Regions from separate parts of the Homo sapiens genome. Here region 2 is linked to region 1. Evidence: read pairs that join two places in POLR2A ChIA-PET (ENCODE). Cell type or tissue: Panc1. All regions are shown on one strand. Each heading gives the region's core, and the rest is flanking DNA. Links, peaks and the distances in the headings are about the cores only. Region 1 overlaps IFT52 (intraflagellar transport 52). Region 2 overlaps MYBL2 (MYB proto-oncogene like 2).

Evidence for each region. Peaks named below come from ENCODE experiments on the same cell type or tissue, not always from the same donor. Only the 100,000 strongest peaks of a DNase experiment are listed, where the experiment ranks them.
Region 2: POLR2A ChIA-PET joins it to region 1 with 7 read pairs; 3 of 35 experiments call an interaction of 5 or more read pairs at or near these places.

The regions. Positions count from the first base shown.
Region 1 is chr20:43,606,153-43,621,407 of GRCh38, forward strand. It overlaps IFT52 (intraflagellar transport 52), which reads left to right. Exons shown (of 14, transcript NM_016004.5): 7 at 7,698-7,824; 8 at 12,788-12,874; 9 at 14,705-14,773. Among named protein-coding and RNA genes, the nearest start is that of IFT52, 23 kb to the left of the region's middle. RefSeq lists an enhancer at 1,213-2,054. In Panc1, for the core only: no CTCF peak of the experiment used is centred there; no DNase peak of the experiment used is centred there.
Region 2 is chr20:43,684,508-43,699,762 of GRCh38, forward strand. MYBL2 (MYB proto-oncogene like 2) reads left to right here. Exons shown (of 14, transcript NM_002466.4): 5 at 2,345-2,565; 6 at 7,650-7,812; 7 at 15,250-15,255. Among named protein-coding and RNA genes, the nearest start is that of MYBL2, 25 kb to the left of the region's middle. In Panc1, for the core only: no CTCF peak of the experiment used is centred there; a DNase peak (open chromatin) is centred at 7,614.

The DNA.
Region 1 (15,255 bases), core at 3,163-11,162:
GGAGGTTGCATTGAGCTGCCATCGTACCATTGCACTCTAGCCTGGGGGACAGATGGAGACTTCGTCTAAAAAAAAAAAAATTATATTTGTCATTATAGATAATAAAGCACAAATGAACATCTTTTTTTTTTTTTTTTTTGAGATGGAGTCTCACTCTGTCACCCAGGCTGGAGTGCAGTGGCATGATCTCAGCTCACTGCAACCTCCGCCTCCCAGGTTCAAGTGGTTCTCCTGCCTCAGCCTCCCATGTAGCTGGGATTACAGGCATCTGCCACCACACCCAGCTAATTTCTCTATTTTTAGTAGAGATGGGGTTTCACCATGTTGGTCAGGCTGGTCTTGAACTCCTGACCTCAGGTGATCCACCTGCCTCGGCCTCCCAAAGTGCTGGGATAAGTGAACATCTTTGTATGTACAGTTTTGTGCACTTGTGGTAGTATTTTTTTTTTTTTAATTGATCATTCTTGGGTGTTTCTCGCAGAGGGGGATTTGGCAGGGTCATAGGACAATAGTGGAGGGAAGGTCAGCAGATAAACAAGTGAACAAAGGTCTCTGGTTTTCCTAGGCAGAGGACCCTGCAGCCTTCCGCAGTGTTTGTGTCCCTGGGTACTTGAGATTAGGGAGTGGTGATGACTCTTAACGAGCATGCTGCCTTCAGGCATCTGTTTGACAAAGCACATCTTGCACCGCCCTTAATCCATTTAACCCTGAGTGGACACAGCACATGTTTCAGAGAGCACAGGGTTGGGGGTAAGGTCACAGATCAACAGGATCCCAAGGCAGAATTTTTCTTAGTACAGAACAAAATGAAAAGTCTCCCGTGTCTACTTCTTTCTACACAGACACAGCAACCATCCGATTTCTCAATCTTTTCCCCACCTTTCCCCTCTTTCTATTCCACAAAACCGCCATTGTCATCATGGCCCGTTCTCAATGAGCTGTTGGGTACACCTCCCAGACTGGGTGGTTGCCAGGCAGAGGGGCTCCTCACTTCCCAGTAGGGGCAGCCGGGCAGAGGCGCCCCTCACCTCCTGGATGGGGCGGCTGGCCGGGCGGGGGGCTGACCCCCCCACCTCCCTCCCGGACGGGGCGGCTGGCCGGGCGGGGGGCTGACCCCCCCACCTCCCTCCCGGACGGGGCGGCTGGCCTGGCGGGGGCTGACCCCCACCTCCCTCCCGGACTGGGTGGCTGCCGGGCGGAGACGCTCCTCACTTCCCAGACAGGGTGGCTGCCGGGCGGAGGGGCTCCTCACTTCTCAGACGGGGCGGCTGCCGGGCGGAGGGGCTCCTCACTTCTCAGACAGGGCGGCTGGGCAGAGACACTCCTCACCTCCCAGACGGGGTCGTGGCCGGGCAGAGGCGCTCCTCACATCCCAGACGGGGCGGCGTGGCAGAGGCGCTCCCCACATCTCAGACGATGGGCGGCCGGGCAGAGATGCTCCGCACTTCCTAAATGGGATGGCATCCTAGATGGGATGGCGGCCGGGCAGAGACGCTCCTCACTTTCCAGACTGGGCAGCCAGGCAGAGGGGCTCCTCACATCCCAGATGATGGGCGGCCAGGCAGAGACGCTCCTCACTTCCCAGACGGGGTGGCGGCCGGGCAGAGGCTGCACTCTCGGCACTTTGGGAGGCCAAGACAGGCGGCTGGGAGGTGGAGGTTGTAGCGAGCCGAGATCACGCCACTGCACTCCAGCCTGGGCACCGTTGAGCACTGAGTGAACAAGACTCCGTCTGCAATCCCGGCACCTCGGGAGGCCGAGGCTGGGGGATCACTCGCGGTTAGGAGCTGGAGACCAGCCCAGCCAACACAGCGAAACCCCGTCTCCACCAAAAAAAATACGAAAACCAGACAGGCGTGGCGGTGCGCGCCTGCAATCACAGGCACTCGGCAGGCTGAGGCAGGAAATCAGGCAGGGAGGTTGCAGTGAGCCGAGATGGCAGCAGTATAGTCCAGCTTCGGCTCGGCATCAGAGGGAGACCGTGGAAAGAGAGGGAGAGGGAGACCGTGGGGAGAGGGAGAGGGAGAGGGAGAGGGAGTGGGAGTATTTTTTAGGGTAAATTTCTCAGCATTGAAATTTCTGGGTCAGAGGTCTTCCAACAGATGGGTTACCAAATGTAATGTGTTACCAGATGTCTCTCAGGGAGGTGGTACCACTTACAGTCCCTATGAGCACACACCTTTTTCCTCTCTTGCCAGCATGGAGTATTCTAGTAAACATCGTATCTCTTTCTTTTAATTTGCATTTTTTTAAATTATTAGTGCATAGGATGACCTTTAAAGTCTATTGGCTGATTGTATTTCTTCTGTGAACTTCATGTTCATTGCTTTTTGGCCATTTTTCAATTGATGGTTTGTCTTTTCGCATTCATTTATAATACCTCTGTACTTTGAAATATTTTACCCAGTAAAAATTGACATTCTTATGTAGTTAAAGCATGTTACAAAGTTTTAGTAGTGAAAATAATGTGGTCCGGGTACCGTGGCTCACCCCTATAATCCCAACACTTTGGGAGGCTGAGGCAGGCAGATCACTTGAGCTCAGGAGTTCAAGACCAGCTTGGGCAACATGGCGAAACCCTGTCTTTACAAAAAAATACAAAAATTTAGCCGGTCGTTGGTGGCTCGCACCTGTATTCCCAGCTACTCAGGAGACTGAGGCTGGAGAATTGCTTGAGCCCAGGAAGCAGAGGTGGCAGTGAGCCGAGATTGCGCCGCTGCACTCCAGCCTGGGTGACAGATGAGACTCTGTCTCAAAAAATATGTAAATAAAATGAAATTAAAAAATAAAATAATGTGATTGGCTGTGTGCAGTGGCTCACACCTATAATCCCAGCACTTTGGGAGGTCGAGATGGGCCAATGGGTTGAGGCTAAGAGTTCAAGACCAGTCTGGGCAACATAGTGGGACCCTGTCTCTACAAAAAAAAAAAAACTGAAAATTAGCCATATGTGGTGGCACACACCCATAGGCCCAGCTACTCTGGAGGCTGAGGCAAGAGGATTGCTTGAACCCAGAAGGTTGAGGCTGCAGTGAGCCGTGATCATGCCACTGTACTCCAGCCTGGGTGACAGAGCAAGACTATCTCAAAAAAATAATAAAATGTGGTCATAGTTCAGAAATAGTTTTAAAAAAATAAATAATACAGATTAAAATTAGACCAAAAACATATATGGAGGGTGGGGATTATTTGTGTATAGTAAAAGTGGCATTTCAAATATTAGAGATGGATGGCATAATTCTGGGTAAACATTTGGAGAAATAGTTTCATTTTCATACCACACCCCAAAATGTATTCTGGATAGGCTAAAATTTTTAATATTAAAAATGAAAGCATATGCCGGACGCGGTGGCTCACGCCTGTAATCCCAACACTTTGGGAGGCCGAGGTGGGCGGATCACCTGAGATCAGGCGTTCAAGACCAGCCTGACCAACATGGTGAAACCCCATCTATATTAAAAAAAACAACAAAATTAGCCAAGGATGGTGGCGGGCACCTGTAATCTCAGCTACTCAGGAAGCTGAGACAGGAGAATCACTTGAACCTGGGAGGCGGAGGTTGCATTTAGCCGAGATCACACCATTGCACTCCGGCCTGGGCAACAGGAGCGAAACTCCGTCTCAAAAAAAAAAAAAAAAAAAAAAAATTAGCCTGTCGTGGTGGTGCATGCCTGTCATCCCAGCTACTCGGGAGGCTGAGGCAGGAGAATTGCTTGAACCCAGGAGGCAGAGGTTGCCGTGAGCCAAAATCGCACCACTGCACTCCAGCCTGGGCAACAGAGCAAGACTCCGTCTTGAAAAAATAAAATAAAATTAAATTAAATTAAATTAAATTTTAAAAGAAAGCATAGAAGTACTTAAAGAAGCCCAGGTACGATGACTCATGCCTGTAATCCCAGCATTTTGGGAGACTGAGGCAGGCAGATCACCTGAGGTTAAGAGTTCAGGACCAGCCTGGCCAACCCCCATCTCTACTAAAAAATACAAAACTTAGCCAGACGTGGTGGCACAAGCCTGTAATCCCAGTTACTCGGGAGGCTGAGGCAGGAGAATTGCTTGAACCCGGGAGGCGGAGGGTGCGATGAGCCGAGATTGCATCACTGCACTCCAGCCTGGGCGACAGAGCGAGACACCAACGCAAAAAAAAAAAAAAAAACCTTAAAAAAAATAAGTGAATATTTTAAATTCTTGGAGTAGGGAAGACCTTTCTTAGTAGAAACAAAGTCAAGTCATAAGGGGGAATATGTATAGCAATATAATTCACAGAGTTAATATTTTTGACTGTCAAGAATCAATCTAGGCTGGGCGCAGTGACTCACGCCTGTAATTCCAGCACTTTGGGAGGCTGAGGCAGGCAGATCACGAGGTCAGGAGATCAGGACCATCCTGGATAACACGATGAAACCCTGTCTCTACTAAAAACAAAACAAAACAAAATTAGCCAGGCGTGGTGGCGGGCACCTGTAGTCCCAACTACTCGGGAGGCTGAGGCAGGAGAATGGTGTGAACCCGGGAGGCGGAGCTTGCAGTGAGCCGAGATCACGCCACCGCAATCTAGCCTGGGCGACAGAGCGAGACTCCGTCTCAAAAAAAAAAGAAAAAAAAAAAGGAATCAATCTAATTATTTCACTTTGTGTCAGCTTATCCAACTGGTATAGGTAAAAGAACTGTAGACTTGGAATTAGAAGGAATTGTTAGAAGTTCCTGATTCCCTCTCTTACTTGCCAAGGGTGACCCAAGGCATAGTAACTGTTAGTGTCTGTTTCCCTATCTGTGTAGTGGGGATAATGTTAACCTTACAAAATTGTTGGAAAATTTCAGTAAGGTGATATTTGTGAAAGTGCTTTGTAAAGTTGAAAGCCTAGTGCCCTACTTGTTGTTGCGTTATGACTTTGTAATTAATTATAGTGAAGGGAATATGTCTAGTTGTTCCTTTCCTGGATTATCCAGGAAACAGCTTCCTGGTAGACTTTGAGGTATGGACTAGTCCTGCTTCTTGCTTTGAGGTATCTTTGCCTGTTGGAGTCTCAGATTCTCCTTTATCCTTATTTCCTGTTATGTCCCTTCTCCCTTCTCTCACTCTGCTGTAGCCACACTGACTTTGTTTCAATCCTTAAATAAGTGAAGCTTGTATTCATCTTAGGGACTTTACACAAGCTATTCCGTCTTTTAGGAAAACTCTTTCTGAAACTTTTCACTGAGCTAATCTTATTCATTCACATGGTTTGGAAAGTTCTGTTTTGGGGATGGGTGTTTAAGTTTATACTTAGTCTTATCAAAATGTCAGTCTTTTTTTTTTTTTTTTTTTTTTTTTTTGGAGACAGAGTTTCGCCCAGGCTGGAGTGCAATGGCACCATCTCATCTCACTGCAACCTCCACCTCCTGGGTTCAAGCAATTCTCCTGACTCCCGAGTAGCTGGGATTACAGGTGCCCGCCACCACACCCGGCTAAGTTTTGTATTTTGAGTAGAGACAGGGCTTCACCATGTTGGCCAGGCTGGTCTTGAACTCCTAACCTCAGGTTAGTCTGGCCTAGTCTCATTGATTTTTTTAGTAGTAATAAAAGAAATACAGGAGTGTAAATAATAGCAAATAGGCCGGTCACAGTGGCTCACACCTGTAATCCCAGCAGTTTGGGAGGCTGAGGCGGGTGGATCACCTGAGGTCAGGAGTTTGAGACTAGCCTGACCAACATGGTGAAACCCCATCTTTACTAAAAGTACAAAAAGTAGCCGGGCGTGGTGGTGCACACCTGTAATCCCAGCTGCTCGGGAGGCTGAGGCAGGGGAATTGCCTGAACCCAGGAGGCAGAGGTTGCAGTAAGCTGAGATCACGCCATTGCACTCCAGCCTGGGTGATAAGAGCAAAACTCCATCTCGAAAAATAATAATAATAATAATAATAGCAGATAGTTTTTATCTTGCTACTCAAGTGTCCGTTCTCCCTTATGCCTTGAGAATCATCTTCCATTGATTGCATTTTGGGAAAATGTGGGGGATAGATGTGCATTGACCTCCATATGACTATTTCTCCCACCTACTTTTTCTTCCTCCATGGACAACTGCTTGTTTTCTTCTGCTTCTGGCCCAGAGATCATGGGCTGTAATCCACCTTGCTGGGATACTGCTGGAGTAAGGGTAGAAGGTGGAGTTTGGAGAATGTGGGCCAAGTACCACTTCTCTTTCATAGTATGACAACAAAAGTCATAGGGTAGATGAGATTTTACTGAAGGAATGGGGAAGATTAACACCAGAGGGAGGCCAGGCCCGGTGGTTTATGCTTGTAATTCCAGCACTTTCGGAGGTCAAGGTGGGCGGATTGCCTGAGCTCAGGAGTTCAAGACCAGCCTGGGCAACATGGTGAAACCCCGTTTCTACAAAAAATATAAAAATTAGTAGGTGTGGTGGCATGCACCTGTGGTCCCAGCTACTCAGGGCACTAAGGCAAGAGAATCGCTTCAGCCCAGGAGATTGAGGCTGCAGTGAGCCATGTTCATACCACTGCACTCCAGCCTGGGCAACAAAGTGAGATCCTGTCTTAAAAAACAAAACAAAACAAACAAAAACACTAGAGGGAAATAATTTTAAACTTAAGCCAAAAAGAATTTTTGTTGTCTAAAGAAAAAGGGAAATTAAAATCTCTATGAGGAACCCCTCATGGGTGCTTCCCCTATACCCCCTCCCCCAGTTTCTAACCTTACGCCCTGGTGTTGAGATCTGTGTTTCTCTCCATTCTGAGAGCACTTCCTTCAAGCTTTGCAGAGCTCCATCTTTGAGTAAAACCCTAACCCCTCCTACATGGGTTGGCTTCACCCCAGAATCTGCACCCCACCTTTGCTCCTCTATCCCACACCCTCTCCAGGAGTACATTGCCCCAGGTCAGACCAATTCACTCTAGATAATCTAAGACAAGTCTTTGTTAGGACAGTGGAGAGTAGAGGAGGGACTCCAAAGCAGATCTGTGTAGAAGTGTCCATTATAGCGTATATTTATGCCTCTGTTCATGTGACATTTAACTGGTAACATACCCATCCAGTGATATACATTAATTCTTAGAGATAGCACTAGCCAAACCTAAGGAAGAAGAACGTATTTACCAGTAAGATATTATTATGCAGAGCAGCTTGAGTTCAGTTCTTGGATGAGGCCCCATCCTCTTCCTCCTCCCTCCATCAGGGGCTTCTTTAGTTCTCCCAGTTACAGTCACTTACACTTTCCTGTTAATTTACTTTCATGTTTTTTAAAATGCTTTATTAAATGTGTAGCTAGAGTTGTCCCAGTTTTTAAGTTAACAAACCAAAGCTTAGAAAAAATTTTTTGTTTGATAATGAATCAAAGAGTGTTACTCAGCTGAGCACCGTGGCACACGCCTGTAATCCCAGCACTTTGGGAGGCCAAGGTGGGCAGATCACTTGAGGCCAGGAGTTCAAGACCAGCCTGGTCAACATGGTAAAACCCTGGCTCTACTAAAAATACAAAAATTAACTGGGCGTGATAGCAGGCACTGAGGCTGCAGAACAGCTTAAACCTGAGAGGCGGAGGTTACAGTGAGCCAAGATCGCACCACTGCACTGCAGCCTGGGTGACTGAGTGAGACTGTTTCAAAAAAGAGTGTTACTCAAGAAACATTGAGATTATTTTCAGAATTTTTGTATTCATGTTTTTAAAATTTGAATGTGTTTCTTTAATTTCTTACAGGGCTCTCACCTTTGTGTATCCTTTTGGTGCCACATTGAGTGTCATGAAACCAGCAGTGGCGGTTCTGTCTACAGGTTCTGTCTGCTTCCCACTTAACAGACCCATTTTGGCTTTCTATCACTCAAAGGTACAGCTTTTCTTAGATATGGGTATAGATGTTATTTTTATTGTTGAAATAATAAAAACCACCTTACCATTTCCAGAAGGCTTCTATATGTTTTCTCACTGGTCTTCCTGCCAGTCCTGCAAAGTAGCATTTCAGCTATATACATTTTGCTTATGGGGAAACAGTGGATTGTCCAGTAATTGATGAAGTTAAGGCCTAAACCTAGCTCTTATTATTCTAAACCCGAAGCTTTTCCACTGTAGCATGAGGCTACCTGTATTATAACTTTTTTTTTTTTTTTGAGATGGAGTCTCTGTTGCCCAGGCTGGAGTGCAGTGGTGCAATCTCGGCTCACTGCAAGCTCCACCTCCCGGGTTCACGCCATTCTCCTGCCTCAGCCTCCCGAGTAGCTAAGACTACAGGCACCTACCACCACGCCCAGCTAATTTTTTGTATTTTTAGTAGAGACAGGGTTTCACCATGTTAGCCAGGATGGTCTCGATCTCCTGACCATCCTGCCTCGTGGTCCACCCGCCTTGGCCTCCCGAAGTGCTGTATTATAACTTTTAAAATAACTTTTTTTTTTTTTTGATCCCATGGCAGCATATTGATGAAAATAACTTTTAATCCTGTCTGTGACTATGGGCTGTCACCCTCAGTGTAAAGAGAATACATTCAGGAACAGATGGAGTTAACATATTACACAAAATAGCACAGAATTATGTTGCTGTTAGTTTATACTAGGAAAATATATCAGAAAACTATTTTTCCAGTTATTATCCTAGAGACCCCATAGAAATGTGGGCACAGCTAGTCCCAGGCAGTGACCCAACATCCCACTGCCTTTCTTTTTCTTTTTTTTTTTTTTTTTGAGATGGAGTCTCACTCTGTTGTGCAGGCTGGAGTACAGTGGCATGATCTTGGCTCACTGCAACCTCCGCCTACCAGGTTCAAGCAATTCTCCTGCCTCAGCCTCCCGAGTAGCTGGGATTACAGGTGCCTGCCACCAAGCATGGCTAATTTTTGTATTTTTGGGAGAGATGGAGTTTCACTATGTTGGCCAGGCTGATCTCGAACTCCTGACCTCAAGTGATTCACCCACCTTGGCTTCCCAAAGTGCTGGGATTACAGGCATGAGCTCTGTTGCCCAGGCTGGAGTGCAGTGGCGCAATCTTGGCTCACTGCAATCTCTGCCTCCCGCCTCAGCCTTCCAAGTAGCTGGGATTACAGGCCTGCACCACCACACCCTGCTAATTTTTGTATTTTAATAGAGATGGGGATTTACCATGTTGCCCAGGCTGGTCTTAAACTTCTGAGCTCAGGCAATCCCCCCCACCTCAGCCTCCCAAAGTGCTGGGATTATAGGCATGAGCCACTGTGCCCAGCCCCCACTGCGTTTTAATTCACATTTTGCTGAATTTACCTTCATCTGCCCCCTAAGACAGAATTCACCAGCTGATCTCCTAATTTTTTTTCTAGGGACCTAGGTGTCTCTAGCTCTGAACAATCCTATTTTTCTTTGTGGTACCTAGGAATTACCTTTCCCTTCTTATTTAAAAGCTCTCGGGCTGGGCGTGGTGGCTCACACCTGCAATCCCAGCACTTTGGGAGGCCAAGGTGGGTGGATCACTTGAGGTCAGGAGTCCAAGACCAGCTTGGCCAACGTGATGAAACCCCGTCTCTACTAAAAATACAAAAATTGACCAGGCGTAGTGGCTCACGCCTGTAATCCCAGCACTTTGGGAGGCCAAGGCGGGTGGATCACGAGGTCAGGAGATTGAGACCATCCTGGCCAACATGGTGAAACCCCCTCTCTACTAAAATTACAAAAATTAGCTGGGCGTGGTGTGGTGGCACGCGCCTGTAATCCCAGCTACTCAGGAAGCTGAGGCACGAGAATCGCTTGAACCCAGGAGGTTGCAGTGAGCCGAGATTGTGCCACTGCACTCCAGCCTGGAGGCAGAGTGAGACTCCGTCTCAAAGAAAAAAAAAATATTGAAAAATTAGCCAGGCACGGTGGCAGGCTTTGCAGCATTTGCTTTTAACCTGGTACAAATCAGAGGGTTTTTTTTACCAATTTTTTAAAAATGTATGTAATGTGTGTATTTATGTCTCTTGACATCTCTGGCTTAGTATAATTCTTTTCCTGGGGAAGTTATAACTATGCCTGTTCCCTGTATGTGATGTAGCTAAAAAAACCGATTTCATTTTGTATTTTTACTATTGAACTGGTTTTCTCATTACAAAAGTAATAATGTGCTCATTGTTGGGCTGAGCGTGGTGGCTCACAACTGTAATCCCAGCACTTTGGGAGGTCAAGGCGGGCAAATCACTTGAGGTCAGGAGTTCGAGACTAGCCTGGCCAACATAGTGAAACCTTGTCTCTACTAAGAATACAAAAATATTAGCCCAGCATGATGGTGAGTGCCTGTAATCCCAGCTACTCCAGAGACTGAGGCAAGAGAATCACTTGAACCCTGGAAGCGGAGGTTGCAGTGAGCCAAGATCATGCCACTGCACTCCAGCCTGGGCAGTGGAGCAAGACACTGTCTCCAAAAAAAAAAAAAAAAAGTAATATTGTAGAAATGTTACAATAATTGTAGAAAAAATGAACAATACAGAGATAAAGCAAAAGAAAAAAAATTCCCCCATCGCACTACTCCAAGACTCTAAGACAGCCCAGGTTGACATATTATTCACTTTCTCCTACTTTTGCTTTGCCTTATTTTTATTTATTTGCCTCGTAAGCTTTAAAGTAGAATAGCAATATAATTTATAGTATAGGTCAGGCATGGTGACTCATGCCTATAATCTTAGCACTTTGGGAGGTTAAGGAGGTAGGATCACTTGAGGCCAGGAGTTTGATACCAGCCTTGGCAACATAGTAAGACCTGTCTCTACGAAAAAGTTAGCTGAGTGTGGTGTTATGCTCCTGTAGTCCTGGCTACTTGGGAGGCTGAGGCAGGAGGATCACTTGAACCCAGGAGTTCGAGGCTGCAGTGAGCCATGATTGTGCCACTGCACTCCAGCCTGGGAGACAGAGTGAGACCCTATCTCTAAAAATGGGAAAAAAATTATAGTATACTTTTTTTTTAACCGAATGATGTGTTGGAAGCATTTTCCCATGTTACTGAAAACCCTTTATAATATGAAATTTAACTGCTGAAGAAGGTTGCATCATTCTGAATTACTTTTTTGTGAACATTTGGATTTATTTCTAATTTTTTGTGACTATAACTACACAACTGGGCATAGAATTTTTTATGTTTCAGACTGCTTTTGTTGCATATGTTAATAGTTTCAGCAACAATGTGTGAAAGAACTTATTTCACTAAAATTCGACTAGCGCTGTTTATATCATATTTTCATATTTATTTATCTGATAGGAAAAAGTACTTTGTTTTTATTTGTTAAAAGTTACAAGTATTGAAAATTTTTCTTATTAACCAGTCATTATTTTATGACTCTCTCATGCTTGTGCCTTAGTTTTCTGGTTTTTTTTTTTTGAGACGGAGTCTCACTCTGTCGCCCAGGCTGGGGTGCAGTGGTGCGATCTTGCTTCACTGCAACCTCCGCTTCCCAGATTCAAGTGATTCTCATGCCTCAGCTTCCTGAGTAGTTGGGATTACAGGCATGCACCACCATGCCTGACTAATTTTTGTATTTTTAATAGAGACGGAGTTTGGCCATCTTGGCCAGCCTGGTCTCGAACTCCTGGCCTCAAGTGATCCACCCGCCTCGGCCTCTTAAAATGCTGGGATTACAGGCATGAGCCACTGCGCCCAGCCTTGCCTTAGCTTTCTTTGAGACTGAGTCTTACTCTGTTGCCCAGGCTGGAGTGCAGTGGCGCGATCTCAGCTCGCTGCAACCTCGCCTCCCAGGTTCAAGCAATCCTCCCGCCACAGCCTCCCAGGTAGCTGTGGGAGTACAGGTGCGTGCCACCAACCCTAGCTAATTTTTGTATTTCTAGTAGAGACAGGGTTTTGCCTCCCATGTTAGCTAGGCTGGTCTTGAACTACTGATCTCAGGGTGATCTGCCCACCTTGGCCTCCCAAAGTGCTGGGATTACAGGCGTGAGCCACTGCACTCAGCCTGCTTTAGCTTTCTATTTGGATCTTACTTAAATACTTTTTTTTTTGGTACCCATAGGTATCTTTAATTGTACAGACTGTCTTTGAGTTTATCTTTTTTCCCTTTAAAATTATGATCTTCGTTTATAAGATAAACAACAATAGGAAAATGCTGTAGAATCAATTTAATTTTTTTTTTTTTTTTTAATTTTTAGAGACAGGGTTTCCCAGGCTGGAGTGCATGGTGCAGTCATAGCTCATTGTAACCTCGAGCTCCTGGGCTCAAGTGATTCTCCTGCCCCAGCTTCCCAAGTAGCTAGGACTACAGGTATGCCTCACCACACCCAGCTAATGTAGAATTAATTTATGTTAGTTTTCGTTAAAGCCAAATAAAAAAATATAGAAGTATCTAAAATGAGAGGCAGGTTAAAGTGTAGTAGTTATTATAGTTGGTCTTTCTTTTTTTTGTTTTTTGAGATGGAGTCTCGCTCTGTTGCCCAGGCTGGAGTACAGTGGCGCGATCTCAGCTCACTGCAACCTCCGCCTCCTAAGTTCAAGCGATTTCCCTGCCTCAGCCTCCCGAGTAGCTGGGACTACAGGCGCATGCCACCACACCTGGCTGATTTTTTTTTATTTTTAGTAGAGACGGGGTTTCACCATGTTGGCCAGGCTGGTTTTGAACTCTCAACCTCAGGTGATCCGCCTGCCTCGGCCTCCCAAAGTGCTGGGATTACAGGCTGATCCACTGCGCCTGGCCTATAGTTGGTATTTCTAAACTTTAAAATCTGGGTGTGAATTGGCACTCTTCAGTATATAAGACAGTTGCTAGCATGATTCTAATAAGTGTCTGGGTACTAGGATACATGAGATGCACTTTCGGATTTGAGTATCTGACCCTGCTTTGTCATCAATAGAACCAAGGTGGGAAGCTGGCAGTGCTTGGTTCATGTCACATGTTCAGTGATCAATATTTGGACAAAGAAGAAAACAGCAAAATCATGGTAAGCTTTTTCTTTTGTCATATTAATATACAATGTGTATTATTTTCATGTCATTTAAAAAAATACTGGTAAGTTTATTTGCTCATTTAAAAGCAGCTACTCAGAACCCATTATATGCCAGGCACTGAGAATACAAAGTCGAGTCAGGCATAGTCCCAGTCCCTGCTTTGGAAAAGTTTGTAATACACTGAGAGAGAGAGAGACAAATTAGTAAACCCAGAAGGGTGTTTCTGAGCATGTCAGGTGGGGTGGGAGCTGAGCCTGGAGAAGCGGAGAGGAACAGGCTCAATAGCAGTATCACGTGTAAGGCCAAGGAGCTTGAACTTGATGCTGAAAGCCACAGGGAGCCCTTGGGTTTTCAGCAGCCTTGAGCATAGCCAGATCTGTGTTTCTTCTTTTTTTGTTGTTGTTGTTTATGAAAGAACTTCTAGAATGTTTTGGAAAGATTCTTCTGTCAGTTGTGTGGAAAGTGGAAAGGAGGAGGCAGCCTAGAGCCAATTAGGAAGGTGGTGGTGTCACCAGGCAAGGAGAAATGGGGACCTGAATTACGGGAGTCAAGGTGTGAGTGGAGAGGAGGGGCTGGTAGGAATGGGAATTAGGAAAGGCTCTGTAGAGGACTACTCACTGACTGATGTGGCAAATAAAGTAAAGGCATTGCAATTTTGTCAAAAAAATGCCAAGGGAACATGTCTTACGGAAGATGGCAGAGTAGGGAAGCACATGTCTGTACAGCATGTGCCAGAGCTGTCCATTGGTGATTCCAGTGAGAGAAAGAAACGCCTTATAATTGTTATATTGGGAGATTGATAAAGATCTTATTTCTGTGGAATTTACATGAAGTTTCAATGTCTCTAGACACATTATGGGAGATCTAGATATTCTACTTTTTTTTTTTTTTTTTTTTTTTTGACATGGAGTCTCTGTCTGTCACCCAGGCTGGAGTGCAATGGCACCACCTCAGCTCACTGCAACCATCGCCTCACGGGTTCAAGCGATTCTCCTGCCTCAGCCTCCTGAGTAGCTGGGATTATAGGTGTGCGCCACCACACCAGGCTAATTTTTGTATTTTTAGTAGAGATGAGGTTTCACTATGTTGGCCAGGCTGGTCTCGAACTCCTGACTTCAGGTGATCCACCTGCCTCAGCCTCCCAAAGTGCTGGGATTACAGCTTGAGCCACCACTCCCGGCCTAGGTATTCTTCTTTTCAAAAGTTTTAATTTCAGACTGTCATCACAGTAAATAGGGATTAATTCAGGATTGTGAACAAAGGTTAATAAATTTTAGCTTGTGGTTAGAGGTTAGGGTGCTTAAAGATACATTATAAATTTCTGATAATAAAAGTTGCATTATGCTGGTCATGGCAGCTCATGCCTGTAATCCTACTACTTTGGGAGGCCGAGACAGGTGGATCACCTGCGATCAAGAATTCGAGGCCAGCCTGACCAACATGGTGAAACCCCATCTACTAAAAATACAAAAATCAACCAGGCCTGGTGGCAGGCACCTGTAATCCCAGCTCCTCAGGAGGCTGAGACAGGAGAATCGCTTGAACCCAGGAGGTGGAGGTTGCAGTGAGCCAAGATTGCGCCACCGCACTCTAACCAGGGCGACGGAGCGAGACTCTGTCTCAAAAATAAAAGGTGCATTAGGGTGAAGAAAACCTTTGAGTTCTCATATGATTGCATCAAGACAAGGCTGGCTACCCTTTTCTGAATCACTGGTTTAATCTTTCTTCCTTTATCATTCTTCTTGATTTAATTCTCTAGTCCTGACCTTCAGCTTTTTCAAATAACCAACTGTCCTAATTATATACTTTTTTTTTTAATTTAGGATGTTGTTTTCCAGTGGCTCACGACAGGAGACATCCACCTAAACCAGATTGATGCTGAGGACCCAGAGGTAGACACCGAATTATTAGAAACTTTTAAATGAAAAATGAGTCCAGCTTCTCAGTACCACTTCTCACAGCTCAAAAGGAATACATGACTGTCTTAACTCATCTGTAAGACAGATGGAACGAAGGAATGATTTGGGGGAGATGAAGGCCATATTGTAAAAAATAAGTCAATAAACAATATATGTAATTAATCATAGAATTAATTGGAGGGGGAGCATACATACATACAGTATGTATATAAATTAGAATTTAAATTATGGGCACTCTGGCCCAGACTTTCAAAATGAGCATCTGCAGAAAAATACTTTTTTCAGAAATCTGAAATTTTCTCATAAAGAAACAAAGAGTATCAGAATTTATGTTGTAAACTATAATTTTGTTGCCTTTAGATTTAACAGTTCTAAAGGCATTATAATAATATTCATCAGACAAGGGAAAGTGGTGAAACCAGCACAGTGAAATCACCACCGGCTCTTGGACCTTA
Region 2 (15,255 bases), core at 4,448-12,447, 80 kb after region 1:
TACAAGCGTGAGCCACTGTGCCCGGCCTTTTTTTTTTTTTTTTTAATTTGTAGAGACAGGGTCTTCCTATGTTTTCCAGGCTGGTCTTGAACTACAGGGCTCAAGCTATCTTCTCGCCTTGGCCTCCCAAAGTTCTGGGATTACAGTCATGAGCCATGGCTGGCACTTCGCCTTAAAATTAATTTTTAAGTAACTCGGCGTGGTGGTGGGGTGCCTGTAGTTGGGAGGCTGAGTTGGGAGGATTGCTTGAGCCCAGGAGTTCGAGGTTACAGTGAGCTACGATCACACCACTGTACTCCAGTCTGGGTGACAGAGTGAGACCCTGTCTCTTAAAAAAAAAAAAACACAAAAGAAAACACCTGGGCGTGGTGGCTCACACCTGTAATCCCAGCATTTTGGGAGCCTGGGGTGGGTGGATCACCTGATGTCAGGAGTTTGAGACCAGCCTGACCAACATGGCGAAACCCCGTCTCTACTAAAAATGCAAAGATGAGCTGGGTGTGGTAACCCATACCTGTAATCCCAGCTACTTGGGAGGCTGAGGCAGGAGAATCACCTGAAGTGGGGAGGCGGAGGTTGCAGTGAGCCGAGATGGCGCCATTGTACTCCAGCCTGGGCAGCAGGAGCGAAACTCTGTCTCAAAAAAAAAAAAAAAAGAATGAAATAAAATTTATTTATTTATTTATTTTTGAGATGGAGTTTCGCTCTTGTTGCCCAGGCTGGAGTGCAGTGGCATGATCTCAGCTCATTGCAACCTCCTCCTCCTAGGGACAAGCGATTTTCCTGCCTCAGCCTCCGGAGCAGCTGAGATTACAGGTGCATGCTACCACGCCTGGCTGATTTTTGCATTTTTAGTAGAGACGGGGTTTTGCCATGTTGGTCAGGCTGGTCTTGAACTCCTGACCTCAGGTGATCCACCTGCCTCGACCTCCCAAAGTGCTTGGATTACAGGTGTGAGCCACCGGGCCTGGCCTGAGACCTTGTCTCTTAAGAATAAAATAAAATTTAGTTTGAAAATACTTTTTTGGCTGGGTGTGGCCAGGAATTTGAGAACAGCCTGGCCAACATGGTGAAACCCTGTCTACCAAAAAATACAAAAATTAGCCAGGTGTCTTGGTGTGCCTGTAATCCCAGCTACTCAGGAGGCTGAGGCGGGAGAATCGCTTGAACCCAGGAGACGGAGGTTGCAGTGAGCTGAGATCGCCCCACTGCACCCCAGCCTGGGCGACAGAGTGAGACACTGTCTCAAAAAAATGGCGGTGGCTCACGCCTATAATCCCAGCACTTTGGGAGGCCAAGTCGGGCGGATCACCTGAGGTCGGGAGTTCAAGACCAGCCTTATCAACATGGAGAAACCCCGTCTCTACTAAAAATACAAAATTAGCCGGGCATGGTGGTGCATGCCTGTAATCTCAGCTACTTGGGAGGCTGAGGCAGGAGAATCACTTGAACCCGGAAGGCGGAGGTTGTGGTGAGCCAAGATCGTGCCATTGCACTCCAGCCTGGGCAACAAGAGCAAAACTTCGTCTCAAAAAAAATAAATAAAAAATAAAAAGTGAAAACATAAAATCTTTAAAAAAAAAAATCAAAGTGATATGTGGTTGCTATAAAAATTTAAACCATACAGAAGTGAAGTCAAATATTTCTTCACCAAAATCTTTGCCAAAAGAAGCATCCACTCTTCCCAGTTTCTTGTGGCCTGTGTGCACATGAGAACGCGTGTGTCTGTTGTGTAGGTGGGGCCTGGCCTGGCTCTTGTGGCTGCGTATGTTGTGGTTTGTGTCCTGAGCTAGGAAGCCTGACTGAGGGCAGGTGGGGACTCAGGTCTGGCTAGGTCAGCCCGCGATGCCTGCTACCATGGCTCAGCCTGTGCCCTCCCAATTTCCATGGAAGTGCTGGAGGGTCTTGTGGCAGCCTGGGGCCTGGCTGGTGTGGGAAAGTCTGTTTCCCACCTTTAGTTTGGACTCCGTGTGTGTTGTTCCTCCTCATCCCTCTGCTCTTTTCTACTTAGCTTATTGGGTTGAGCCCTGGAGAGGGAAGCAGGACTCTGGCGCCTTTGTTTACCCCCACTTGATCTCTACTCTAGAAAGGGTCTCTGGTATTCTTGGCCTAGATTTATTCCAGGCAATAAATGAGAGGGATGCGGTCAGATCCTCAGGTAGGCCCTGTGGGCTACACAAAGTCATCCTGGGTGGCATCCCCTGCAGCTCGCTCAGTGTTGCCTGAGGGGATGTGGTAGGTGGCACCTCTCAGGGCCATGGCAAGGCTCAGGTGGATGTGAAGGGCTATGGTGGGGGCGAGAGAGGGGCCGGTGCAAGTGGCTACCCAGAGACTTTTCTCTAAGGTCATCGAGCTGGTTAAGAAGTATGGCACAAAGCAGTGGACACTGATTGCCAAGCACCTGAAGGGCCGGCTGGGGAAGCAGTGCCGTGAACGCTGGCACAACCACCTCAACCCTGAGGTGAAGAAGTCTTGCTGGACCGAGGAGGAGGACCGCATCATCTGCGAGGCCCACAAGGTGCTGGGCAACCGCTGGGCCGAGATCGCCAAGATGTTGCCAGGGAGGTAAGCTGTCTTCTTGGGGGTTGGGACAGGTTCCCGGGAGGCCAGGCCCGTGTTTCTGATGGAGGAGGGTTCCTGGGTGGGTATTGTGGTCCTGTGCTCTTGTTCTGTAACACCCAGCCTCGGCTCCAGGGCTCCCAGAGGCATGCATAGTCAGGAGGAAGGGTGGTTCCCCAGGGAAGGCCCTGTCTTCTGTCAGCTTAAAAGAACAGATGGTGATAAGGGAGGCCTCAGCAAGAAATCGGGAACCCTGGAGTCTAGTTCTCATCCTGTTCCCAGCTCACTGTGTCTTCTTGGTTAGCCTCTTCTCTTCGACTTCAGTTTCTTCTAACACAGAATAGGCTTGAGATGTGGGATAGATGGGCTTTCTTTAAGAAGAAAATGATCAAAAATCAGGTAGTACTATAATCTGCTAAAAGGTGTTTTTTGTTTTTCTTTTTCTTAAAAGGTTTAATAATGAAAAACATCAGTCTTTGTCACCACTCTGTTAAATGACTCTACTAAAACAGACTCATCTTTTTGAGTTCTTTATCTCTTTAAGTGATGTGCCATTTTTCATATTGATCCTCTGCTATGGGAGATTAGCTTTCTTAGGCTTTCCCACTCCCCATATGTCCCTATTGCTCCAATAATGTATGATAGTTATTAAAATAATAATGTTTATGGACGGGCATGGTGGCTCATGCCTGTAATCCTAGCACGTTGGGTGGCTGAGGTGGGTGGATCACTTGAGGTCAGGAGTTCGAGACCAGCCTGGCCAACACAGTGAAGCCTCATCTCTACTAAAAATACAAAAAATTAGCGGGATGTGTTGGTGAGCCTGTAATCCCAGCTACTTGGGAGGCTGAGGCAGAATTGCTTGAACCCAGGAGGCAGAGGTTGCAGTGAGCCGAGATCATATCACTGCACTCCAGCCTGGGCGACAGAGCGAGACTGTCTCCAAAAAAAAAAAAAAAAATTTTTTTTTCCCCTAAATACTGAAAGCATTCCATGATCTTTTCTCCTATTTTTCATCTGTTTTGCTTCATTTTCTAGGAGACTTCTTATCTTCTCTTTTTTTGAAATTATTTTCCCTAAAAATTTTACTTTCTAAGGGCTCCTCCCTTTTCTGGCACTCTTTTTTTATTTTTTATTTATTCTTTTTTTTGGGAGACCAGAGTCTCGCTCTGTCATCCAGGCTGGAGTGCAGTGGCGTGATCCGGGCTCACTGCAACCTCTGCCTCCCAGGTTGAAACGATTCTCCTGGTTCAGCCTCCCAAGTAGCTGGGACTACAGGTCTGTGCCACCATGCCTGGCTAATTTTTGTATTTTTAGTAGAGATGGAATTTCACCATGTTGGCCAGGCTGGTCTCGAACTCTTGACCTCCTGCCCACCTCAGCCTCACAAAGTGTTGGGATTACAGGCATGAGCCACTATGCCCAGACTCTTTAAAACAGGGTTCTCACTCTGTCACCTAAGCTGGAGTGCAGGGGCATAATCATGGCTCATTGCAGCTTCACCCTCCTGAACTCAAGCAATCCTTCTGCCTCAGCCTTCCAAGGACCTGGGACTACAAGCTCATGCCAGCATACCCAGCTAGTTTTAAAATTTTTTGTAGGGGCAGGGTCTCCCTATGTTGCCCAGGCTGGTCCCAAAGTGCTGGGATTACAGGCATGAGCCACCACACCTGGCCTGGCACCCTATTCTTATTTTGTGGTTTCAATAGCTTACTTCTCTGTCAATATTATATTTTTTTTAAGACCGAATTTCGCTCTTATCACCCAGGCTGGAGTGTAGTGGCATGATCTCGGCTCACTGCAACCTCTGCCTCCTGGGTTCAAGTGATTCTCCTGCCTCAGCCTCCTGAGTAGCTGGGATTATAGGCGCCCGCCACCACACCTGACTAATTTTTGTATTTTTAGTAGAGATGGGGTTTTGCCATCTTGGCCAGGCTAGTCTTGAACTCCTGACCTCAGGTGATCTGCCTGCCTTGGGCCTCCCGAAGTGCTGAGATTACAGGTGTGAGCCACCGCACCTGGCCCTAAGCTGGATATTGTTCCCCTGTTTTCCATCTTATGAAAACTTGTAAAAAATCTCTTACTAGTGGCTGTCTTCTACCTGTTTCTCTTTGTCCTTGTGAATTTTTGCCTTGCTTTATTTTGAATCCCTTTTTTTGTCATGGCAGTGTGGTCCTGGCAGGGAGAGAAAATGCCAGATGGTGTGTTTTCCCCAAAGTCTGAAATGATCCCTTTTCAAAGCTCAAACCTGAATGTGTCATCTTTCTGGGGCTTCCCCTGACACTTGGGTTGGAAACTCTGGCTTCTTTCCCCCCATGGCCTGTTTGGCTCACAGGTGCCACCAGCCTCACCTTGATCCACTGTCACTTGTGCTTACTCGGTGTTAGCTGCTTTGCCTCCTTTCAGTCCCTCGAACCCTGAGCTCTTCTCAGAGCTCCTAGTGCTCCTCTGTCGGCCTGCAGTGCACTCCCGCTTGTGCCTATTGTGTAGCTAATGTGTTCTCATCCTTCAGTTCTCAGTGGGGGTGCTATTTCTTCAGAGAAGTTTTCTCTGTTCTCCCAGACTGTGGTTGGTCTCTGGTGACCTCTGTGTTGTGCCCACACCTGTCTGCAGAGTAGTGTGTACCCCAGTTGTAGCTGAAGATAACATTCATCTCCCCTGCTAGATTTAACTGTCAATGGCAGCCACTTGTCTTATTTACCAGATGGATCCCCAGTGCCTACAATAATGCCTGGCACACAGTGGGTGCTTTTTATATGCGAGCAAAAGAAGGAGTCTCACTATAGCTTGGGGCACCCCAGACTCTGGTCTTGGGGAGTGGGAGGGCTGGGGAGGTGTTTTGGGTCAGGTTCCCTGGAAGCGGAACCTGTGACTCAAGAGTTTCAGGTACATGGGATCTCTTGGAAAGGTTCTCACCTGTGAGGGAAGGAGTGGAGAAAAGAAGGGAAGGGGCCAAGCAAGGGATGGGGTCTTGGAAAATAGAGCTTTGGCCTGCTATAAGGCCAAGGAGTGTGTGTGTTCACATGTATGCATGCGAGGTATGTACATATGAGGAGGGCGCATGTGTACATGGGTTGGGGAACTCCTGGGGCATCTTCGGTTGTGCCTTCCAAGAGCTGTTTTTTGTTTTTTTTTTTTTGTTTGTTTTTTGTTTTTTGAGACGGAGTCTTGCTCTGTCGCCCAGGCTGGAGTGCAGTGGCGTGACCTCAGCTCACTGCAACCTCCGCGTCCCAGGTTCAAGCGATTCTCCTGCCTCAGCCTCCTGAGTAGCTGGGATTACAGGTATGCACCACCACGCCTGGCTAATTTTTGTATTTTTGGTAGAGACGGGATTTCACCATGTTGGCCAGGCTGGTGTTGAACTCCTGACCTTAGGTGATCTGCTTCCAAGGGCTCTTATGCAGATAAAGTCATAGTAGAAGCCGTCGGCAGCATGCCCGGCAGCTGGGGGATTGGATTCGCTGTAGGGACAGAGGATCTGGGCAAAGCACCAGGAGCACCCCTTACCCTACACCTTTGCCCAGTGAGCATTGTGTCCCTGAAGGCTTAGAGTGCAAATGATCCGAGGATATTCTCTTAGACTGGGTGCTCAGTTAAGCTGTTACTCTCTGTTCACTTTTCAAGGAAAGAGTATTCTGCTTGGCACTCCAAAGAAGGTGGTGACTACTATGTGTCAGCACAGTACCTTTGTATTTTTAGTAGAGATGGGGTTTCACTATGTTGGCCAGGCTGGTCTTGAACTCCTGACCTCAGGTGATCCACCTGCCTCAGCCTCCCAAAGTGCTGGGATTACAGGCGTGAGCCACCGCGCCTGACCTGCCGCTTGCTTCTCACCACTATACTTCTATACACTTTTGTGGTACTATCCCGTCCTTCTGTATTACTCTATGCCTTTATTACTACATGTTTCTCTGCTACTCTACTCTGTGCTTTATGCTACTGTTCTACTGTAGATGTGTCTCCTCCCTGAATCTTCAGTGAGTGATGGAGTATGACGTAGTCTTCTGACCTTCCAGATAAAGAAACCAAGGCTTAGGGAGGTGAACAGTTCTGGGCCTTCTGCCCTCTTTGGCCACTTATCAGTCTGTGGGAGGTGAACAGGCCTTGCATCTGAGGTCAGCGTGAGACTCAGTGGAAATGAGCAGACAGTGTTGCTTATGGCTTCTACACATTCGAAGTGGGCAGGGAAGGGGGTGAGAGTTCCAAGCACATATCTTCAGTTTTATAATTTTTAAAAAATTTAAAATTTTTTTTTTCATTTTTATTTATTTTTGAGATGGAGTCTCACTCTGTTGCCCAGGCTGTAGTGCAGTGGCGCAATCTCGGCTCATCACAACCTCCACCTCCCGGGTTTAAGCGATTCTCATGCCTCAGACTCCCAAGTAGCTGGGATTACAGGTGCCTGGCATCACGCCCAGCACCTCCCAAAGTGCCAGGATTACAGGCGTGAGCCACTGTTCCTGGTCTTATATATACATTTTTTTTTTTTTTGAGGTGGAATTTTACTTTTGTTCCCAGGCTGGAGTGCAATGGCATCATCTTGGCTAACCACAACCTCTACCTCCTGGGTTCAAGCGATTCTCCTTCCTCAGACTCCCAAGTAGCTGGGATTACAGGCATGTGCCACCATGCCTGGCTAATTTTGTATTTTTAGTAGAGACAGGGTTTCTCTGTGTTGGTCAGGCTGGTCTCGAACTCCCGATCTCAGGTGATCTGCTCGCCTAGGCCGCCCAGAGTGCTGGGATCACAGGTGTGGTGAGCCACCGCACTCGGCAATTTTTTTTTTTTTTTAATTAAAAAAAATTTTGTTTTTTACCTGAACCTGACAGTAGCTGGTGCCATTTTATAATTTTTGCCATAGCCTGAATGATTCAGTTGCTTATTTCACAGAGCTTCGTGGAAATGCTCTGTAAATTATTAGGGCTAGAGACTTGTGAGACTTCATCTTGGAACTGAAAGAGACCTTAGAGTTCATCTAGTGGAAGATTCATTTACAGGAGCAGGAACTTGGCTTAGGGAGGTTAGTGATGTGCCTGATGGCACCCCACCCACAGAGCTGGGGTTCAAAGGCCCCCTGCTGCCCCCTGCAGGACAGACAATGCTGTGAAGAATCACTGGAACTCTACCATCAAAAGGAAGGTGGACACAGGAGGCTTCTTGAGCGAGTCCAAAGACTGCAAGCCCCCAGTGTACTTGCTGCTGGAGCTCGAGGACAAGGACGGCCTCCAGAGTGCCCAGCCCACGGAAGGCCAGGTGAGACAGCTGCTCAGCCTTTGGCTTGGTTTGATTTCACATTCATCTGACACCATCTCATTGAACACCTTGTCCACAGCTATTGGTCAGTTTCTGCCACAGAGTCTAAAAGTGGGCTCTGTGCTTCTGGGGCCTTGTGAGACTTCTGCACATAACTGGCACTTGTCTGCCTGCAGATGAAGGATAGCAGAGCAAGCTGATTATATAAAACTGTGAATTAGTTAAGGAGATCCTCAGCCTCCATCTCTCCTTGCTGGTGGCCACCTTCTTACCTGTTGCTCATTTTAATTTTTTAAAACTGAAAGCATGTTTGCAATAAAAAAATCAGAGGTGGCTGGGTGCGTTGGTTCACACCTGTAATCCCAGCAAGTTGAGAGGCTGAAGCGGGCGGATTGCTCAAGCCCAGGAGTTGGAGGCCAGTTCAGGCAACATGGTGAAACCTTGTCTCTATCTTTTTAATTAAAAAAAATTAAAAAATGTATTGAGTTGTAATTTACGTACTCTAATAAACAGTTTTGAGTTATGACAAAGCATACAGCCATGTAACCACTGTCACAGTCAAGGTATACAACAGTCCCATCACCCCAGAATTCCCTCGTGCTCCTTTTCTTAGCCTTTTTTCGGCCCTTAGCTCCTTGCACTGTGATCTGTTTTCTGTCTCTATAATTTTGACTTTTCTAGAAATTAACAATTAAAATCCTATAGTATTACATTTGCAGGCTGTTTTTTTTGAGACAGAGTTTTGCTCTGATGCCCAGGCTGGAGTTGCAGGGTGTGATCTTGGCTCACTGTAACCTCTGCCTCCTGGGATCAAGCGATCTCATGCCTCAGCAACCTGAGTAGCTGAGATTACAGGCATGCACCACCACGCCTGACTAATTTTTGCATTTTTAGTAGAGATGGGGTTTCACCACGTTGGCCAGGCTGGGTTTGAATTCCTAGCCTGAAGAGATCCGCCTGCCTTGGCCTCCCAAAGTGTTGGGATTACAGATGTGAGCCACCATGTCTGGCACTACATTTGCAGTTTTTATTTATTTATTTTTTGAGATGGAGTCTCTGTCGCTCAGGCTGGAGTGCAGTTATATGATAGCTCACTGCAACCTCCGCCTCCCAGGTTAAAGCGATTCTGCTAACTCAGCATCCCGAGTAGCTGGGATTACAGGTGCACACCACCATGCCTGGCTAATTTTTGTATTCTTAGAGATGGGGGTCTCACCATGTTGGTCAAACTGGTCTCAAACTCCTGACTTCAAATGATCCACCCACCTGAGCCTCCCAAAGTGCTGGCATTACAGACGTGAGCCAGCATGCCCCAGCTACATTTGCAGTTTTAAAAATGAAATCAGTATATACTTATGTTAACATCCACTGTCCTATATACCAGAGCAAAGTTTTTATTTATATTTTTTAGCTATATCTCTAAAGGTTATTTTTCAAAATAAAAATTTGGGTAGGGCGTGGTGGCTAACATCTGTAATCCCAGCACTTTGGGAGGCCAAGGCTTTTGGATCTCTTGAGCCCAGGAGTTTAAGACCAGCTTGGGCAACATGGTGAAACCCCATTTCTATAAAAAGGAAAATTAGCTGTGTGTGATTTTGTGCACCTGTAGTCCCAGCTACTTGGGAGGCTGAGGTGGAAGGATTATTTGAGCCTGGGAGGTGGAAGTTGCAGTGAGTTGAGATCCCGCCACTGCACTCCAGCTTTTATTTATAAATAAAATAAAAATTTGAAGGCCGGGCACGGTGGCTCACGCCTGTAATTGCAGCATTTTGGGAGGCCGAGGCGGGTGGATCACGAGGACAGGAGATTGAGACCATCCTGGCTAACACGGTGAAACCCCGTCTCTACTAAAAGTACAAAAAATTAGCTGGGCGTGGTGGCGGGTGCCTGTAGTCCCAGCTACCCAGGAGGCTGAGGCAGGAGAATGGCGTGAACCCGGGAGGCAGAGCTTGCAGTGAGCCGAGATCACGCCACTGCACTCCAGCCTGGGTGACAGAGTGAGACTCTGTCACAAAAAAATAAAACTAAAGAAAATTAAATAAATAAATAAAAATTTGAAGCAAGCATGACAAAAAATAGATTTGATGATGCCGGCTGTGTGGTAGGTAACAATTGTCCTTTGTTATTTTCTAATCTTTTCTGTCATGGTGTGAACTATTTAATAATTTTAAAAAATCTTTTTCCCTCTTCTTACTGGGTAGAGATAACTTGTTGACAGTTACAATTCTTCCACAATGCCCTGCTAGAGCGATATATTATGTTTTTGCCTCTATTTCTTGAATTTTCAATTTTAGAGAATATCTCTCGATTGCCCAATATGAATGCACCTATGGGGTAACTTTCAAAGGGCAGAGAAATGTATCAAATGAAAAGTAAAACGACTTCTTTTTCTGGTTTCAACTCCCTGTGCATCTCTTAACCGGAGGAGTCTACTTCTGACAATTTCTTGTACATCTAAGTAGTATGTGTTTGATCTTTTACTTCTGATTGAAGAAAAGGTCTCCGTTCCACAAAGAGAAACAGCGGGCATCAGCCGACTCATAGAAGACTTTCAGCATAGGACAGAGTGAACAGATCTCTAGTCTCTTAAAAACTCTACTGTGCTGAAAGCCAGTTATTGACTTGGCTTTTGTCCCCTGACACTTTGAGTGTCTGGAGTGCTGGCTGTGCTGGGCTGGGACCAAGCCCCAGACCATGACCCTGAGCACAGGAGGTCAATTTTTTTTTTTTTTTGGAGACAGAGTCTTGCTCTTGCCCAGGCTGGAGTGCAGTGGTGCCATCTCTGCTTGCTGCAACCTCCACCTCCCAAGTTCAAGTGGTTCTCCTGCCTCAGCCTCCTGAGTAGCTGGGAAACTGGGATTATAGGCATTCGCCACCATCCTGGCAAATTTTTGTATTTTTAGTAGAGATGGGGTTTTGCCATTTTGGCCAGGCTGGTCTTGAACTCCTGACCTCAGGTGATCCACCTGCCTCAGCCTCTCAAAGTGCTAGGATTGCAGGCATGAGCCACCATGCCGGGCCTGTGTTGATTTCAGCCTTACCCGTGTCTCTCCAATGTGGTCTTTCTGGTGTGCTATTTATTTAACTAGTTTCTTACTGATGTAGATAAGGGTATTACTGGTTTTTTGTTATTAGAGATAAAACTCTTAACAGTCACCCTTGTGGCCAAATGACTGCTTCTTTGTGCAGTTATTTCTTGAGAAATTCCTAGAGATGGACAAATATATTTGGTGGTGGGGGGAACCCTTTTGGCTGAGTATGGTGGCTCATTCCTGTAATCCCAGCACTTTGTGAGGCCAAGTTGGGAGGATTCCTTGAGGCCAGGAGTTTGTGACCAGTCTGGGCAACATAGGGAGACTGTCTTTACAAAAAAAAAAAAAAGCTGGTGCGGTGGCACACACCTGTAGTTCCAACTACTTTGGAGCCTGGGGCAGGAAGTTCACTTGAGCCCAGTATTTCAACAGAGTGAGACTCTGTCTTTGAAAAAGCAAACAGGCCAGGCGTCATGGCTTACACCTGTAATCTCAGCACTTTGGGAGGCTGAGGTGGGCGTGGTGACACAGGCTTGTAATCCCAGCTACTCGGGAGGCTGAGGCACGATAATTGAGAATCCACTTGAACTGGCGTGGCGGAGGTTGCAGTGAGCCGAGTTCGCACTGCTGCACTCCAGCCTTGGGTGACAGCAAGACTCTGTCTTAAAAAGAAAAGAAAAAAAACCTCTTAATACATTTTGTTAGATTGCTGCCAGAAGAATTTTGCATGTTAATTCGTGTATGGGACCACTCCCAACTTCTCCACTCACTGGTCAGTGCTTGCTATTATAAAATTGTTTCCTCTGCTTCAGAAGTAATGCGTGATCATTGCAAAAACTTAACAACTTTATAGAATTGGGCAATGCAGAAGGTTGAGCCTGCTCATCTCAACTTTTTTTTTTTTTTGAGACGGAGTTTTGCTCTTGTTGCCCAGGCTGGAGTGCAGTGGTATGATCTTGGCTCACCGCAACCTCCGCCTCCCGGGTTCAAGCGATTCTCCTGCCTCAGCCTGCCGAGTAGCTGGGATTACAAGCATGTGCCACCATGCCTGGCTAATTGGGGTTTCTCCATGTTGGTCAGGCTGGTCTCAAACTCCTGACCTCAGGTGATCTGCCCACCTTGGCCTCCCAAAATACTGGGATTACAGGCGTGAGCCACCACACCAGGCTTAAAATTAGACGATGTCTTACTCTTTTACAACTTTCTTTTTCTATTTAACATATCGTTCCATGTTGTTATGTGTATTCAGATCTCCAACATTCCTGAATTTGCCGTATCTTATTTAACCATTATATTGTCAAACATCTGTTACTATTTCCATCAATGCTATAATGATCATCATTGTTCAGTTTCTTTGTACATTTGCTGAACTGTGTGGTTGATTTTTTTGTTTTTAGATGGGGTCTCACTCTGTTGCCAGGCTGGAGTGCAGTGGTGTGACCTTGGCTCACTGCAACCTCCGCCTCCCGGGTTGAAGTGATTCTCCTGCCTCAGCCTCCTGAGTAGCTGGGATTACAGGCATGCAGCACCATGCCCAGCTAATTTTTGTATTTTTAGTAGAGATGGGGTTTCACCATGTTGGCCAGGATGGTCTCGATTTCTTGACCTCGTGATCTCCCCGCCTCAGTCTCCCAAAGTGCTGGGATTACAGGCGTGAGCCACTGCGCCCGGCCGGTTGATTTTATAGATGTGGAATGATTGGGTAAAATAGTGTGGACATTTGAAGTTTTCATAAGCATTGCCGAATTGCTGCCAAAGGGATTGTACTGTTTAATCCTGCTATAGGTGGTATATAGGACTGCTTGTTTCCAGCCTTATTGTCAATACCGGCTATGGTTATATGAAAAAAAATCTTTGCCAGTTTTAATGAGCAACAAATGCATTATCATGTTCTTATTTTGATTGAATTACTTTGGAGTTGATCTTTTTTTTTTCAGCTTTATTAAAATATAATTGACAAATAAATTGCATATATTGACCAGGGGCGGTGGCTCATGCCTGTATTCCCAGCACTTTGGGAGGCTGAAGTGGGCGGATCACTTGAGGCTAGGAGTTTGAGGCCAGCCTGGCCAATACGGTGAAACCCCATCTCTACTAAAAATATAAAAAATTAACCGGGTGTGGTGGTGCACGCCTGTAGTCCCAGCTGCTCAGGAGGCTGAGGCATGAGAATCACCTGAACCTGGGAGGTGGAGGTTGCAGTGAGCTGAGAGTGTGCCTCTGCACGCCAGCCTGGGTAACAGCAAGACTCTGTCTCAAAAAACAACAAGGGCTGGGCGCAATGGCTCACGCCTGTAATCCCAGCACTTTGGGAGGCTGAGGCAGGCGGATCACGAGGTCAGGAGATGGAGACCATCCTGGCTAGCATGGTGAAACCCCATCTCTACTAAAAATACAAAAAAGAACCCAAAAAATTAACCGGTCATGGTGGCGGGCACCTGTAGTCCCAGCTACTAGGGAGGCTGAGGCAGGAGAATGGCGTGAACCTGGGAGGTGGAGCTTGCAGTGAGCCGAGATCGCGCCACTGCATTTCAGCCTGGGCAACAGAGTGAGACTCCATCTCAAAAAAAAAAAAAAAAAATTGCGTGTATTTATGGTGTGCAATGTGATGTTTTGATTCATTGTTTTGGTTTTCATTTCTTTTACTATTAATGAGGGTGAGTAACAAATTACCCCTTAATTTGTTAATTTGTTATTTGGCTTGGTTGTCTTTTTTTTTTTTTTTTTTTATCTTGTTACTGGTTTGTACATTTTATTTGTATATTAAGGATGCTACTCCTTTATCATGTAGTAACTATTTTTTCCCAGTTTGGTAGCTTTTTTTCTTTATTTTATAAAGGTATAATTTACATACAATAAAATTCACTTTTTGTTTGTTCGTTTGTTTTATAGAGATGGGGTTTGCCCAGGCTGGTCTCGAACTCCTGGGCTCAAGGGATCTGTCTGCCTTGGCCTCCCAAAGTGTTGGGATTACAGGTGTGAGCCACCACGCCCCGCATATTTTTTTTTTTTTTTTTTTTTTTTTTTTTTTTTTTTTTTTTTTTGAGACAGAGTCTCGTTCTGTAGCCCAGGCTGGAGTGCAGTGGCGCAGTCTCGGCTCACTGCAAGCTCCATCTTCCGGGTTCACACCATTCTCCTGCCTCAGCCTCTCAAGTAGCTGGAACTACAGGCGCCTGCCACCACACCTGGCTAATTTTTTGTATTTTTAGTAGAGATGGGGTTTCACCGTGTTAGCCAGGATGGTCTCGATCCTCCTGACCTTGTGATCCGCCCGTCTCGGCCTCCCAATGTGCTGGGATTACAGGCGTGATTTTTTTTTTTTTTTTTTTTTTAAATGAGCAGGGTCTTGCTCTGTACCCCAGACTGTAGTGCAGTGGCGTGATCATAGCTCACTGCAACCTTGAACTCATGAACTCAAGGGGTCCTCTTGCCTGAGCTTTTCAGAGTTCTGGGATTACAGGTGTGAGCCGCCACACCCAGCCCCCTCCCCCCTCCCTTTTTTTTTTATTAGAGTCTTGTTGTGTTGCCCAGGCTGGAGTGCAGTGGTGTGATCATAGCCCATTGCAACCTTGAATTCAGGAACTCAAGGGACCCAATTGCCTCAGCCTCCCAAAGTGCTAGAGTTACAGGCATAAGCCACTGTACCTGGTCTTTTTATTTTTTAATGTTTATTAAGCATTAAAAATTTATTTTTTAATTTTTTTGAGACAGAGTTTTGCTCTTGTTACCTAGGCTGTAGTGCAATGGTGCGATCTCAGCTCACTGCAACCTCTGCCTCCCAGGTTCAAGCAATTCTCCTGCCTCAGCCTCCCGAGTAGCTAGGATTACAGGTGCCTGCCACCACACCTGGCTAATTTTGTTTTGTTTTGTTTTTAGTAGAGACAGGGTTTCACCATGTTGGCCAGGCTGATCTCGAACTCTTGACCTCAGGTGATCCACCAGCCTCGACCTCCCAAAGTGTTGGGATTACAGGCGTGAGCCTCTGCACCCAACCTCTGTGTATTACTTCTTTCATCTGAGCCATTTGAGAGTTAGTTATGTAGCATAGATTCCTAAGAATAAGGCCATTTGCTTACATAACCACAATAAAGTTATATTCAATCCAGGGAATTTAAGCCTAATTCAGGATCTTTATCTACAGTTTATATTCCATTTTTCCCTGTCCATGATGCAGTCTAAGACCAGACATTGCATTTAGTTGTCCTATCCCTTTAGTCAGCCTTTCTTAGTGTCATGATGTTGACATTTTGGAAGTATATGGTATGGCTAATTATTCTGTAGAATGTTTCTCTATTTGGGTTCATCACAGTTTCCTTCTTAGATTCAGGTTGTGTGGTTTAGCTGGAAACTACTATATAGTCTATATCTCAGCGAAATGCAAATGGTGTATTCTTGTGTCTTACAGGGAAGT